Regions from separate parts of the Homo sapiens genome. Here regions 1, 2, 3 and 5 are each linked to region 4. The links are chromatin contacts, found by Hi-C or POLR2A ChIA-PET in ENCODE. All regions are on one chromosome and are shown on one strand. Each heading gives the region's core, a stretch centred on a gene start or an enhancer-like site at or near the end of the contact. The rest is flanking DNA. Distances are from core to core; before and after follow the strand shown.

Evidence for each region. Hi-C counts contacts between places; a loop is a spot of excess contacts on that map. ChIA-PET counts read pairs that join two places held with the same protein, here RNA polymerase II (POLR2A). Pooled maps may share reads with other maps.
Region 1: a loop to region 4 is called in a map of psoas muscle, with 12 times the contacts of the local background. The contact joins the promoter of ZSCAN23 here to the promoter of ZNF165 in region 4. A Hi-C loop is called at or near these places in 3 of 168 maps with a recorded cell type or tissue (naive thymus-derived CD4-positive, alpha-beta T cell and psoas muscle), 2 of 37 single-sample maps with no recorded cell type and 16 of 50 pooled maps.
Region 2: a map of CD8-positive, alpha-beta T cell shows a loop between it and region 4 (14-fold over the local background). The contact joins the promoter of ZSCAN12 here to the promoter of ZNF165 in region 4. A Hi-C loop is called at or near these places in 4 of 168 maps with a recorded cell type or tissue (B cell, CD8-positive, alpha-beta T cell, endothelial cell of umbilical vein and 1 more), 7 of 37 single-sample maps with no recorded cell type and 14 of 50 pooled maps. POLR2A ChIA-PET finds 5 or more read pairs at or near these places in 5 of 52 experiments (H1, HEK293T, WTC11 and 1 more).
Region 3: a map of CD8-positive, alpha-beta T cell shows a loop between it and region 4 (2.2-fold over the local background). The contact joins the enhancer-like site here to the promoter of ZNF165 in region 4. A Hi-C loop is called at or near these places in 3 of 168 maps with a recorded cell type or tissue (B cell, CD8-positive, alpha-beta T cell and naive thymus-derived CD4-positive, alpha-beta T cell) and 15 of 50 pooled maps.
Region 5: a loop to region 4 is called in a pooled map, with 8 times the contacts of the local background. The contact joins the promoter of ZBED9-AS1 here to the promoter of ZNF165 in region 4. A Hi-C loop is called at or near these places in 1 of 37 single-sample maps with no recorded cell type and 8 of 50 pooled maps. POLR2A ChIA-PET finds 5 or more read pairs at or near these places in 1 of 52 experiments (MCF 10A).

What each region holds. Positions count from the first base shown.
Region 1 is chr6:28,442,197-28,444,896 of GRCh38, forward strand. ZSCAN23 (zinc finger and SCAN domain containing 23) reads right to left here and starts at 1,295. Exons shown (of 4, transcript NM_001012455.2): 1 at 1,203-1,295. RefSeq lists enhancers at 1,094-1,604, 1,178-1,227, 1,398-1,477.
Region 2 is chr6:28,398,428-28,401,127 of GRCh38, forward strand. ZSCAN12 (zinc finger and SCAN domain containing 12) reads right to left here and starts at 1,320. Exons shown (of 4, transcript NM_001163391.2): 1 at 1,230-1,320; 2 at 1-46. LOC105374998 (a long non-coding RNA gene) reads left to right here and starts at 1,392. Exons shown (of 2, transcript XR_926659.2): 1 at 1,392-1,480. RefSeq lists a silencer at 373-442 and an enhancer at 1,454-1,703.
Region 3 is chr6:27,755,949-27,758,648 of GRCh38, forward strand. No RefSeq gene overlaps it. Among named protein-coding and RNA genes, the nearest start is that of TRV-AAC1-5, 3.8 kb to the left of the region's middle. Within about 2 kb of position 1,428, at least 5 of the 41 ENCODE cell types and tissues checked have a DNase peak (open chromatin) inside an H3K27ac peak, as active enhancers do; they include CD8-positive, alpha-beta T cell, where a contact is called at or near this core.
Region 4 is chr6:28,079,177-28,081,876 of GRCh38, forward strand. ZNF165 (zinc finger protein 165) reads left to right here and starts at 1,392. Exons shown (of 4, transcript NM_001376491.1): 1 at 1,392-1,794. RefSeq lists enhancers at 848-917, 1,718-1,837.
Region 5 is chr6:28,586,036-28,588,735 of GRCh38, forward strand. ZBED9-AS1 (ZBED9 antisense RNA 1) reads left to right here and starts at 1,343. Exons shown (of 2, transcript NR_186619.1): 1 at 1,343-1,697. SCAND3 (SCAN domain containing 3) reads right to left here and starts at 1,263. Exons shown (of 4, transcript NM_052923.2): 1 at 263-1,263. The coding sequence starts at 682. RefSeq lists an enhancer at 883-1,759.

The DNA of each region.
Region 1 (2,700 bases), core at 45-2,544, 360 kb after region 4:
TGATCTTGGGCAAGTTAGTTGATTTTTCTAAGCCTCAAGCTCATATATGAAATGAGGTCAACAACTGCCTTGCCAACTTGTTGAGAATATTAAATGAGATAATGCATACAAAGTGTTTTTGCACAAAACCTGGCATATAAACATGCAAATTAATCTTTTAATAAGATAATGTACAATTTTGGTACAATGGTAGTTTAATTAATAGTTGCTACTTTCCCTTAGGGCCAAGACTGTAATCTTTTTCTATTGCTCAAAGAACAAGATGAGTGGGTGAAAACATGCACACAAACCAATAAAACGGCTGTTTCATCAGGTTTGCAGAAACACTGAAAGATATACGTCTTCAGATATATTCTCTCCAATCAAATCCTAACTAGAAGCCCAGGACTACTGAGGTACAAAAGAAGGACGGGATTCAAATGAGCGAAGTAACTTCCCGGGTTATAGCTGTAAAGCTAATATAGGAACAGAGTGGAGTTAGCATAGCAAAGGTTTTAAGAAAATGGAGTCTGGAGCCAAATTGCCTGTATTTGAATCCTGCCTACACCCCTTACTCGCTCTACGACCTTGGGCAAGTTACTAACTTCATTTTCTTCTTGTATGTTAATTTTAAAAAGGGGCGGGACAGAGAGGTGGGGTGTAGTCTACATAATAATAGTGTCTATCTCATAGAGTTATGAGAAGCAGATAATATTTGTAAAGTGCTTAGAACAGTGCTGGGCTGGCACATAGTAGATGCTATTTATTCTTTTAAAAAATTCGATAGCAGCAAGAGCCTTTATACTATGTGAGTTAGACTAAGAAAGGCTGTGGCATAGTTTAAAACTATCCCTGCTCATTCTTTAAAATAAGTCCACAGTAGAGAATAAGACATCGGAAAATACAAACATTTCTTCATATCCGAATCTATTTGAATCCTAAGATGCAGATACGGAGAGTTCAGAGTGCCATCAGTACAGGGCAGAGAGGTTGAAGAGCTCAGGAACAGACATAGGGTGGGGGAAAGGGGTAGGGGCAACGACGCTGACTTTTGGTTAACAAAGCCCTTCCAGGCTGCGGAGCAACCTCCTCTGCCCTTCACCTGCCCGGCCCATCTCTGGCCAAGAAGACCCTGCCGCCAAATCCCCACACCCAGTCCAGGTCGCAGTGCACAGACTGGCCCTTCCGAAGCCCCTCAGCGGTAGCCCGACTCCGAAGCTCACCGAGGCATCCGTGAGAGGAGATGCCACCTAGCGCAGATCACATCTGCTCTGAATCCTTGACAACCGCAGCCCAAAGAATGATAAACTACAAAGGCCGGAAATGCGTCACCGCGGCCCGCTCTCCGCGAAACAGCGGTTCCGGCTGTGTTCCTTCTAGGAAGGCCGGAGGTTTCCACACCTCTGTGGTCGTCACTCTGAATCCCGTCTGTAGTCTTAAGTGAGATACTAGGTGACACATTGTCTTCCACGCGGCAATATAATAACGGCCAACATAGTGTTTTAACACGTATTAATTCATTACCCCGCATAACAACCCTGTGAGTTAGGTACAATTATCTCCATTTAACAGGTGAGGAAACTGAAGCACATTTCTACATTTATTAGTTGCCATTTCCTGCAAAGAATACCCTTTCTTTTCCCTGCCGTCTCATTTTATCACGATGAACTCATGGATTCCTTTACAAATAATTACTGTTATTATTATGTTGATGCTCAAATTATTTAAAATTTGGTCAGTTGGAGCCCTTTCACACTGCTCCCTCTCTTTTCTTTTTTTGACAAAGTCTCCAGGCTGGAGTGCAGTGGATGCGATCTCAGCTCACTGCAACCTCCGCATTCCGGGTTCAAGTGATCCTCCTGTCTCGGCCTCCTGAGTATCTGGGATTACAAGAACACACCACTATGCCTTAGTGAGGCTGGTCTTGAACTCCTGTCCCTCAAGTGATCCGCTCCCTCGGCCTCCGAAAGGGCTGGGATTACAGAAGTGAGCCACCGCACCCGGCCACAAACAGGTTTCTATGTCCTTTGATAAGTTCCCAACAGTTTTTGTGCACTTCACTTTCTCACAAAAGATATTTCAGTCCCATTTTATACTATTCCTACCCTAAACCTAGAATCACCATTGCTTCATGAAGCTACAGTACATCAGTGAAAAATGGTATATAGAAACCAAGATCTGGATTTCGGGCAATGAATAACCTCATTGCTACTGTGTCTGGCATTGGTTCCTGCCAGTCTACTGTGTCCAGAATTGGCTCCTTCCAGTGGGTTCCTGCTCTGACTTCAAGAATGAAGCCGCGGATACTCACGGTGAGCATTACAGTTCTTAAAGATGGTGTGTCTGGACTTTGTTCCTTCTGCTGTTCAGATGCGTCCAGAGTTTCTTCCTTCCGGTGGGTTCGTGGTCTCACTTGACTTCAGGAGTGAGGTCGTAAACCTTTGCAGTGAGTGTTACAACTCCTAAGGGTGGCGTGCCTGCAGTTGCTTCTTCCTTCTGGTGGGTTCGTGGTCTCGCTGACTTAAGGACTGAAGCTGCAGACCATCGTAGTGAGCATTACAATGCTTAAAAGTAGTGCAGACCCAAAAACTGAAAAGTGGTAAGGTTTTATTGTGAAAAGGGAAAGAACAAAGATCCCACAGCACAAAAATCAATGCTAGCAGGTTGTCACTGCTGACTGGGGCGGGGGTGGTAGCCAGCTTTTATTCCCTTATTCAGCCC
Region 2 (2,700 bases), core at 70-2,569, 320 kb after region 4:
GTGTTTCAAGTAAGATCTCACCTGGAAACTGTATTCCTGGACAGTCCTGAAGAATAAGCCATCATTATTAATACAAACTCCACCATAAAGTAAAACTGCAAATTCTGAGAACTTAACTATGACCTTTGAAATCTGACCTCCGGATTAATGTACAATACTTACTCAGAAAAATACTCTGATAGAAAAGACTTAAGATTAGACCGATTTAGGCCGGGCACAGTGGCTCACGCCTGTAATCCCAGCACTTTGGGAGGCCGAGTCGGGCGGATCACGAGGTCAGGAGATCGAGACCATCCTGGCTAACATGGTGAAACCCCGTCTCTACTAAAAATACAAAAAAAAAAAAAAAAAAAAAATTAGCCGGGCGTGACGGCGGGCGCCTGTAGTCCCAGCTACTCAGGAGGCTGAGGCAGGGGAATGGCGTGAACCCGGGAGGCGGAGCTTGCAGTGAGCCGAGATCGCGCCACTGCACTCCAGCCTGGGCGACAGAGCGAGACTCCGTCTCAAAAAAAAAAAAAAAGATTAGACTAATTTAAAGAGAAAGACTGAGGAAAGGTGCCAAGTTGTTTCAGGACTTAAGAGTAAGACTTGTTGGTAAACTTATTCTCATTTGGTCCTAAATGAAAGACAAATGGAATAAAACTAACATTTAGATCAAGTAAATAATAATAACAAAAGGTTAGGACATCCTTGATTAGTTACTTTTATCTTTTGAATGTCCAGATGTCTGGTGGAAACCATGAAATCACAAAAGCTACAGTCATGTAAATTTATTTCTTCAGGGACTTAATCTTTCTGCTCCTCATTCTTCATTTATAAAGTGAGAAGGCTGAAGAGGTTACTCTTTAAGGCTTCCCTCTAACCTCGTGGTCTGTGATTATAATCTGAAGTGAGGAAGGCCCAGGAAAGGGTCCCTAGGACGCCGGCGAGCGTCTGTGACCCACCACTGTCCAGAAATGTCGGTAAGCGCTGAACCCAAGGATACACAGCCCGAAGCAAACGCGGAAGGTATGGGCCTTACAGCCTGGAATTGCTGCAGAGACTGGGAGCCAAACCCTCATCCTAATGTCCCAACGCACTTTGGGGAGGGAGAGCTTCCCGCGGATCCGCCTGGGTTTGGGAGGACCGGGGTCCACTCTGCACCGGCCAGGGCCTGAGGGGCCCAGCAGCTGGAATACAGCAATCTCCCGCCCACCTGCTCGCAGCGTACAGAGCACAACATCGCTCACCTGCGGCCCCCAGGGCCAGAAGAGAACTCCCTCCTACGGAGCGAAGGCAAGAGGCCTCGAACCCTTTTGGGACCCGGAACCCATCAAAAGTGACCCACAAAGGCCGGAAGCGGCCACGGGGGGTCTAAGAACCAGCCCGCGCGGGGCGCACTTCCGCGGCCGCTCTAGGAAGGGAGCGAAAGGGGCTTTCAACTCGGTAGTGTTTCCGCGCGTCTACGTGAGAGGAAGGTTGATGGCTTTCAGGCCCGCTGGTAAATGGAACGGGTTTATCTTCTCCTCTTCTTTACCCAGCCATTGTCCACACTTCCCCCGACCCGATGGGTGGTCGAGGCTTGTAGAACTGATCTTAAGACAGGGAAATCCCTTGCGTCTCCATTCACTTTGGGATTCTGTGTCTCTGAGGTTAGAGATGCCTCAAAGGGATGTTCTCCGGGGGACCTTCCCAAATCCGCGCTTAGCGGTGGCGAAGGGACTTCTTCCACACAGACTTCTCAAGGGCCAGCCGGCTGGTTTCTGCCGGCTCTTTCGCCATCCACGATTCTTTTGATGTTCTCTTTTATGTGCTGATGTATGATTATATGTCAGAAAACCCGGTTCAATGGAAAAACTATAAAAAAAGGATAATTTAGTAAAATAGCAAGATATAAAGTTAACACACTAAAATCAACGACCTTCATATATGTGAATAATCAATGATAACGAGTTACGAGATATAATGGAAGAGAAGACCATATTTACAAGAGCAGCAAAAAAGTGAAACTAGGAATAAACTTAACAAGAAATGAACAAAACTTCTATGGGGAAAGCTTTAAAACATTCCTAAAAGGCCAAGTATACATTTAAACAAACAGAAAGCGATATGAGGTTCTTGGAAAGACTCAAAGAGGTCAGTCCTCCCTAAATACGTATGCAACTGTAGTATTCCAACAAAAATATCAACAAATATTGTTCTGGAATTAGATAAACTGATTATAAAATTCATGTGGGGAAATAAGAATAGCCAGGAAACCCATGAAAAAGAAAAATGGTGAGGGTCAACCTTATCAGATACTGGAACATACCCATATAATTTTAGTGTATTAACAGAGAGAAAGAATAGACCAGAAATGGATCCAGGTATGTAAGGATATTGAGTAAATGATGAAGGTGACACCACATATCAACAGGGAAATGAAGAACTTAGAAGTTGTGCTGGGATGATAACCGTTTGGCAAAGGTAAAACTGGATTTGTATTTCCCACCACACATCACAATAGAGATAAATTCTAAATGGATCTGAGATCTAAATATAAAAAATCCACCTATACATGTATTAGAAGAAAACATGAATAATAATTCTAACACGTGGGAATAGGGAAACATTATCTAACCATATGACTCAAAATCTAAAACCCATAAAAATAATAAATCTGGCTACATGAAAATAAAATGTATTGCTTGTCAAAAAAAAATAAGGAAAGAAAAAGGCTTG
Region 3 (2,700 bases), core at 178-2,677, 320 kb before region 4:
AAGGAGAAGAAAGAGGAACATGAGCAGCCAATATGCCATAAGCAAAAAGTGGAGCAACAGACGTACAGATTGCGAAGCATTTGGATGGTAGTATAGAGAGGAGGCATCTTCTTAGTCCTTATGAACTGGCAGGGCAGATCTGGCAGGGATCTTTGGAGCCAAAATATCTGAGTACAATTCCTTCCTCTGCCACTTTCTCATCATATGTAGGGTTTCAGGCAAGCTATTTGGCTTCTTCATGACTCTGTCTGTGCTGGTAAAATGGATATGGATACAGTGTGTACCTCATAGAATTATCATAAACTCAATTAAGAAAAACTCCCTGAAGTGTTTCAGACAGTGCTCAACTTACAGAAGTAGTTACTGCTTTTATTTTTAGTATTACTTTTAGCCTTGTCAAGCCTCCTGAGTCAAGATCTATCCCTGTCATTTCGGGTTTACATTTGAGCAAGTTAAGGCTTGAACAATGTGCTGAGGTTATGCTAGCTAGGAAAGGACACCACCAGGTGTGTTTGTCTCCAGAACTGGTGTTCTTGACCACCATGCTATACTAGGTAGTTTTATAAACCCCTGTTTATGACAAAAAAAGATTATAGAGAATATTATGGACCTCCTTATTTCCATGATCCTACTTCAACAATTAGTCTCTCCTCCCTCTGCCAAGCCCCCATGATAATTTAAAGCAAATTTAGACATTTTCATCTAGCAACAGCTTTTTGTGGCATTTTCATAGCATATGCTTCCATTTAACTTTGTAGTTAATGAGGAAATTTGTTGAGCTGTTCTCCCCTGGGCGGGAGAGATGCCATGCAGGGAGTCCTAAGCTTCCCATTGTCCCTCAGATCAGTAAAGAAGACCAGCCCTAAGCTGCTGACCACAGGTTCATGGGACTCTTCTGAGGGAATGTGAGGCCCAGAACTTACGCTAGTGATTCTCCAGGTGGACTATTCCTAAGATTCCTTGCCATACCCCCTTCTAGTGCAGAGGGTCTCTGGTATGGCCCACAAGTCTTAATTTTTAGAAGCTTCCAGGTGATTCAGAAGCTGAGGACCTTTGGGAAGATTTTGACAATCCTTTCATTAATGACAAATTTGTTTCATCTTAAAAAACAAAACTTCATCCTTGTATGTGTGGAGGAGGACACTATAGTGAAATTAAAGAAAAAAAAAGTCAAATTATCTGCTCCCTCCATCTACCTGAGGTTTTCTTGCTTGGCATTTGCAAAGAAATTGGGCGCATGGGTGAATACTTTGATTGCTATAAAGAGTAGAGTTTGGCCGTTGATTTTAGTACACTAAAAGTGCAAGGGCAAGAAACATACCAGCACCTTGACAGTTTCTGGGAAGAAACTTAACGGCACCTTCTGGACCCAATCTGCGTGGCGCAGTGGCCTAAAGAGGCGACCGAACCTGCATCCCTAGCTCCGCCTTCCCGGTCCCTGCACACCCCGGCAGCTTCCGCGCGATTCTTCCCGCCCCCGACACCCGCCGCCACACAAAGGCGCTGCGTCCTGGCGGCCAGCGGGGGCTTAGTCTAGGCCCGGCAGGGTTTTCTGGAAGACCAGAGGGCCACCAGGTCACCGAGGTGGGAAGTGAAGAGAGGTTCGACGCTGCCTCAGGCCTGGGCCTGGCCGGTGGGAGACACAGCAAGGACTCTGGGAGCCTGCAGAGCAGAGGCCGCCGCGGGGCCGGGCCCCCGTCTCCTCCTCAGGTCCAAGACCAGAGGGTCTGCAGGGCCCCAGAGCAGCTGGCCGCGCTCCGCTTCCCACCGCGCTCTCTGCTGGAACTCATGTGGTTGTTTATCCTTATTTTGCTAAATTTCTTTATTTGCTGTAACAGTTTGTGTGTGTGTGTGTTTGAGTGTGTGTGTGTAATTTTCAGGGTTTTCTATATATAAAAATCATGTCACGGCCAGGCTTGGTGGCTCACACCTGTAATCCCAGCACTTTGGGAGGCCAAGGTAGGAGGATCGCCTGAGCCCAGGAGTTCGAGACCAGCCTGGGCAACACGGGCAACATAGCGAGACCCTAGTCTCTAAAATTTTTTTTATTAGCCGGGCATGGTGGCAGGCGCCTGTGGTCCCAGTTACTCCGGAGGATGAGGCAGGGTAATCGCTTGAACCAGGGAAGTCGAGGCTTCAGTGAGGCATAATTGCTCTGCTGCATCCCAGCCTGGGTGACAAAGAGAGATCCCATCTCTCTCTCAAAAAAAAGTCATGTTATCTGTGAACATAGATAATTTTACTTTTTCCTTGCCAATACTGTGCTGAATAACATGGTGAAAGTGGGCACCCATTATTCCTGATTGTAGGAGAAAAATTTTCAGTCTTTCGCTGTTGAGAATGATATTAGTTGTATGTTTTTCATAATTGGGCATTATCAAGTTGAGGAAGTTTCCTTCTATTCCTGGTTTACATTGTGTGTGTGTGTGTGTTTTGTTTGTTTGTTTTGACAGAGTCTTGCTCTGTCACCCAAGCTGGAGTGCAGTGGCCGCGATCTCGGCTCACTACAGCTTAGACCTCCAGGGCTCAAGCAATCCTTCGACTTCAGCCTGCCAAGTAGCTAGGACCATAGGCGTACAGCACCACATTTAGAAGTCCCTGAGAAAATTATCTTGGAGGAAAACTCGCAAGTCCGACTATTGGTTTTCCAAGGAAGCCAGTCTCGCCTGTGAGGAGGGATCCTGCTCGCCCTGGGAGCCT
Region 4 (2,700 bases), core at 142-2,641:
CCCAGGCTGGTCTCGAACTCCTGAGTTCAATTAATCCTCCTGCCTTTGCCTCCCAAAGCGGGGAATTAGAAAAGTGAGCCAACACGCCCGGCCCACTAGTGTTAAAAAATAAAAACAAAAGCAATAATCTGACAGATAGAGCCAGGGAGGGCTATGAAGAGACACTTCTCAGGCTTGTATGCCTCATAAGAAAACTATCACATATGACTGCAAAACCCATCTTACACCAAAAATACCTCTGCAAGGACATCCGCCCAGCAACTGTTTGTCTAACCTCAGACTGGTGTCATCCTCGTTACCGATCTTTGTAGTCAAGAATAATGATTTCAAAACAATTAAATAATCCTCCCCATTCTTCCTTTAAAAACCTTTGTCTTCCTTTACCTCCCTGAATAGAAACATAGTTTACTCTGGCACGTCTATTCTTATTGCAATTTCCTATTCCCGAATAAACTTTTTTTTTTTTTTTTGAGATGGATCCTTGCTCTGTCGCCCAGGCTGGAGTGCAGTGGCGTGATCTCAGCTCACTGCAACCTTCACCTCCTGGGTTCAAGCGATTCTTCTGTCTTAGCCTCCCAAGTAGCTGGGACTACAGGCGCCCACCACCACACCCAGCTAATTTTTATATTTTTAGTACAGACGGGGTTTCACCATGTTGGCCAGGCTGGCCTTGAACTCCTTGTTAAATACAGTGAGTTCTAAATTTCTCTTCAAAGAATCAGTATGTCAGTATGTTCAATTCTTTGTTCTCCATTTTAAACTTTAACTTCCTCATTTTCCTCGTCTCCTTGCCTCTAGTTTCAGTAAACAACCTTTTCCACCAGTTCTAATCAGTAGTTCACATCTGTTCCCCTGGTGACCTGCTCCGTCCTGAGTCACCCCTGGTCACCTGCTCTGACCTGAGTCACCTTTAGTCACCTGTTCCGTAACCGTCCTTCCCACTGAAACTGCTCACCCTACCACTCCGGCTCATACCCCTGCTCTCTTTAAAATAGCCAATCGGAATTAACTTAGACTGTGCGGTCCAACCCTAGCCAGTAGGGGAACGACACAGCACTAGGGACTACCTGCGTCAGGGATAAGAACCCCTTCCCCTCCCTTGTTCAGGTGTGCTCTCGCCATTGCTCCATCCGTGAGACGCACCCTTCTATAGAAGTAAATTGCTTTGCTGAGAAAATGTGTGCTCGAGTGTGTATCTTTTTCTTCTTCTTCTTTTTCTGAGACTGAGTCTCACTCTGTCACCCAAGCTGGAGTGCAGTGGCGCGGTCTCGGCTCACTGCAAGCTCCGCCTCCCGGGTTCAAGCGATTCTCCTGCCTCAGCCTCCCGAGCACCTGGAACTACAGGCGCGTGCCACCACGCCCGGCAATTTTTTTTTTTTTTTTTTTTTTTGTATTTTTAGTAGACACAGGGTGTCACCGCGTAAACCAGGATAGTCTCGATCTCCTGACCTCGTGATCCGCCCGTCTCGGCCTCCCAAAGTGCTGGGACTGCAGGCGTGAGCCACCGCGCCCGGCCAACGTCATTTTCTTTTCAGGAGTCCCTTCTGTTATTTAGCAAGACACACTACTACAATGGAGAAAAAAGATGCCCCCTCCTTCAAGCCCTGAGATCTTCAGGACTTTGGCGAAAAGTCTGCGCCCGAAGAGACCCAGGAAGGATTCTTGGAATTGTAGTCCAAAGGCATCCCGCCTTCTGCGCAGACTCACAAGTCCCTGTGGACGGAATTCTTGAAGTGTAGCGCCGCTCAGTCCTTCCACCGGAAGTGTCCGATCGGAATCAGCCCTGTCCGAGAGGTGAGTCCGGGTTTGGGGATCCAGATGTCCAGCCCCGTGTCCCCCTCCAAACATCCAGTCCCTCTCATATTGCCTTTGAAATTAGCAGCCTCTGGGTGACCAGACCTTGGCCCTCAGAGGAATCCCGGAGAAAGGTAGAACCAGCTTCGGCGTTGGGAACGCAGGCGCGCTTACGCATTTAGTGAGGGTTTGGCGGTCTCCATAGTTACCGCCGCCGCGCGTGACGTCATAGTGGAGCGCTGAGGGCTTGGTGGCGTGGGGTGGGGGCTGTCCTACTGATCCTGAATTTGGGGTCACTGGTAAGAGGAGTTGCCCATTCCAGCCAGGTGGAACGGGGAGGGGTGCCACATGTCTCAGATCTGCCATTGTCTGCGAAAAGAAACTGCTGCGAGGACCATCCCCAATCCCCTGCTTCCCTTGGGAAGAGTAACCGCCGTTTTGTAGGACACTTGGGGACAACCCCGCTTGTCCTGAAATTTATTGACACGGTAAATAGTATTTCCTGTGTGCCGAGGATGCAGTTAAACCAACACTGACCCCCTGCCCTTGAGAAACACAAGGTACTATGGGAGCCTTTACCAGCATGCCCCTTGAAGTCTCTGTTCTGCTTTGTGGTCTCTACCGGATTTCCCCTGACTGTCTCCCTCTCCACCAACAAAACTCTCACCCGTCTTCCCCTCCCGCAACATGCCCACCAAGACATGTTCATCCATCAGGAGCCCTGCTCTTTAACCTCCAACTTTCTCATCATAATTAATTACTCGTTCCTCTCTGTTCTCCTAGCGTTTCTTCACACATCTGCTTACCCATTTTTGTAAGTCCTCCTAACACAATATTATAAGGCACTAGATGCTCAATCAATATTTATTAGTTTAAAGCTACCAGCTTTAGGGGGACTCGGTTTTA
Region 5 (2,700 bases), core at 93-2,592, 510 kb after region 4:
CATAGTCACTACATAAAATATATTTTCTACTGGTAAAAAATAGATCAAGCTTTTCCATTTGGTTAAATCATTTAATTATTTGTATCATACACAAAAACTGTTATCTCATATGCACGCATCTATTCATCTACACCAGTGATCAAATAAGAAATAATGCCCCAAACCAGGGTTTCCAACCACCAGCGCGAAATTACTCCCATTACTCCATTCTGGATCCATGCACCCAAATTCTCCACAGAAGATGGCACCTCCAATTTCTCACCTGCTGTCTAGGTTCATCAAGCTCCCTCTCCAAATCTTCCAGCAAAGTCACCACCTCTTCTCCACTCTCAGGATTATGCTCCCGCACCCAAGACTGGAGCTCCTCAGGCAGGATGGTCAGGAACTGCTCCAGCACCAACAATTCCAGGATCTGCTCCTTGGTATGTATCTCTGGGTTCAGCCACTGACGGCAAAGTTCCCGCAGTTGACTCAGAGCCTCCCTGGGCCCAGGTGTCTCCTGATAGCAGAACTGCCTGAAGCGCTGACGAGAGAGTTCCCTGGTATAAGACAAATTCCTACGTAGGGCTGATTCCTGATCCCAAGTGTGGTCTTCTTCTTTAACCTTTACTTTGATAATCTCCCCTTGTTCTTCTGGAGCCTGGCCAGCCAAGGCTGGGAAGACCCTAGAGACTGCTTCCATCCCGAGCTTAGACAGCTCAGGCAAAGGTTCTCTCCAGTTGGGGTCTAGGCAAATGGGTGATTTTACTTGAGCTCCTTTTTTGTTCTTGGTCAGGAAAGTTTTTGATATAAGAAAACACTCAACACAGGACAACTACAGACTCAGTTTAAAAGGACTTGTTTACGTGACAACACAGGGCAGTTACTCGGGCAATTCCATTGAAAGTGAAGCCATCCTCTGAAAAGACCAGAAATAGTGAGCACAGAGCGACTCACTAAAGCTTCAGGGTCACAAATTGAGCGGCAAGATACTTGCGAGACAGAAAACCGAGGTTATGACGGATACTTTGGCCCTAAATAAAGCCTGGGTGTATGAGCCTAGGCAAGGAAACGAAGATCGGAGCAGCCTGGGCGAGGGCGGAGAGGGAGAGGGGCTCACAAGCTGCCTGGGGAAGAGGCCCGATTGTCGCCGCGCACATGCACCCTTCCCTCGGCCGCAGCTCCCACCTCTGAGGAGCTCAGACCCTGTGGAACCCAGACTAGTGGGTCGAGGGAAACACTCTACAGCTCAGGTGGAGGTTCCGCAGACACACCCGCAGCTGTGCCCGTAGGTTCCGGCCGGGCCCGGTGAGCCACGCTCACTTCCGGTCCGCTCTAGGATTCCAGGTGGTGCCGTCTTCTCACTGGTTGTGCAAACACCTACGGTACCAGTAATTCTGGGGAGGCAAGTACTCTGGAAACGACGGAGAATTAACTCCGGAATTACCTAGTTATCTGGCATCACGGTGAAAAGAGTTCCACAGTGTGAGTAGTGCTGGAGTAGATGCTGCTGGTCTGTGTTTTCCTGTCACCGTGATAAACCATCGCTGGCACTCAGACCCGTGGTGCTCACCGCAGCGACCTGAAACAAAATGGAGAGGAGCATCCCTAAGGACTACCACGTCAGCGAATCTGTAGGATCGTCCCCCGCCTTTCCTCGTTAATTTCGGGCCACTTTCACCTTTCCCTTTCACCCTAAATCAGACTTAAAAAGAAATGTAAGAGTTAGTCCATTGTTTCCATTTTACGGATTAGAAAACCAAGACCACCGAGAATGAGCCTCAGTTGTTTAGTCACGGAGCACAGAGCCGTGACTAAACAACTGTGGGAAACTGGTCCCAGAAATCTAACAAAATCTGGACGGCTGATCAGCGCCTAGCGAATCACTGGAGTGGAGTAACCAGAACATTCTTTTCAAGCAGTCACTGGGTTCCTCCATACCTCTGGTAGCGCAGAGATGCCCAAGGAATATTTGTTGAATTGCTGCCTGGTTCCCTTCTCCATTCTCTGTTTCCTTCTGCTGTGGTCCTCATGTTGATTTCTCACATTTTGGCATTTCTGAGTAGAGAGTCTTTGAATAATCAGAACATCTCTTTTAGAAATCTCTAAATAAAAAAGAAATCTTACGCTTAGAGTCCGTGAATGGTCTTGAGTAAAATTCTGTATAAAATTTTTGTCTGTGTGCCTGTGTCATCCAACCCTGAAAAGATCATTTTCCCAGTCACTTTTAACGTGCTGAACTTATCTTTTGTTTCCCCCCCTAACTATCCTTTGCAATCAGGGATTCTACTACCTTTTTCTCATTCTGCAAGGCAGTGATCTCTGCCATGCTGAGCACAGTAGGCAGTTAACATGGAGTAAGCATGACTTCTAAGTCCTTTACTGACGAGCCTTACTGTTTTGTTTGTTTTGTTTTGTAGATTTGCATTTGTTAATTACTACAACAGTGATAGACACTTATAAAAAAAGTCAAATATTTAAAAAGTCAACGTGGCAAGAAGTGAAGTTTCTTCATCCTCAGTTCCATTCCTCAGAAAAATTGATGCCGAGTTTGTTGTATGTACCTCCAACCTATTTTTAAAATGTACATACAAAATTGAGTACAATATTATTATGTACAAATATAACTGAGTCACAATTATAACTCATTATAATTTGCAAAACTTAAATCATACTAGACTACAATTCACCAAGTTACTGGGCTTTTTTGGTTTGTTTTAA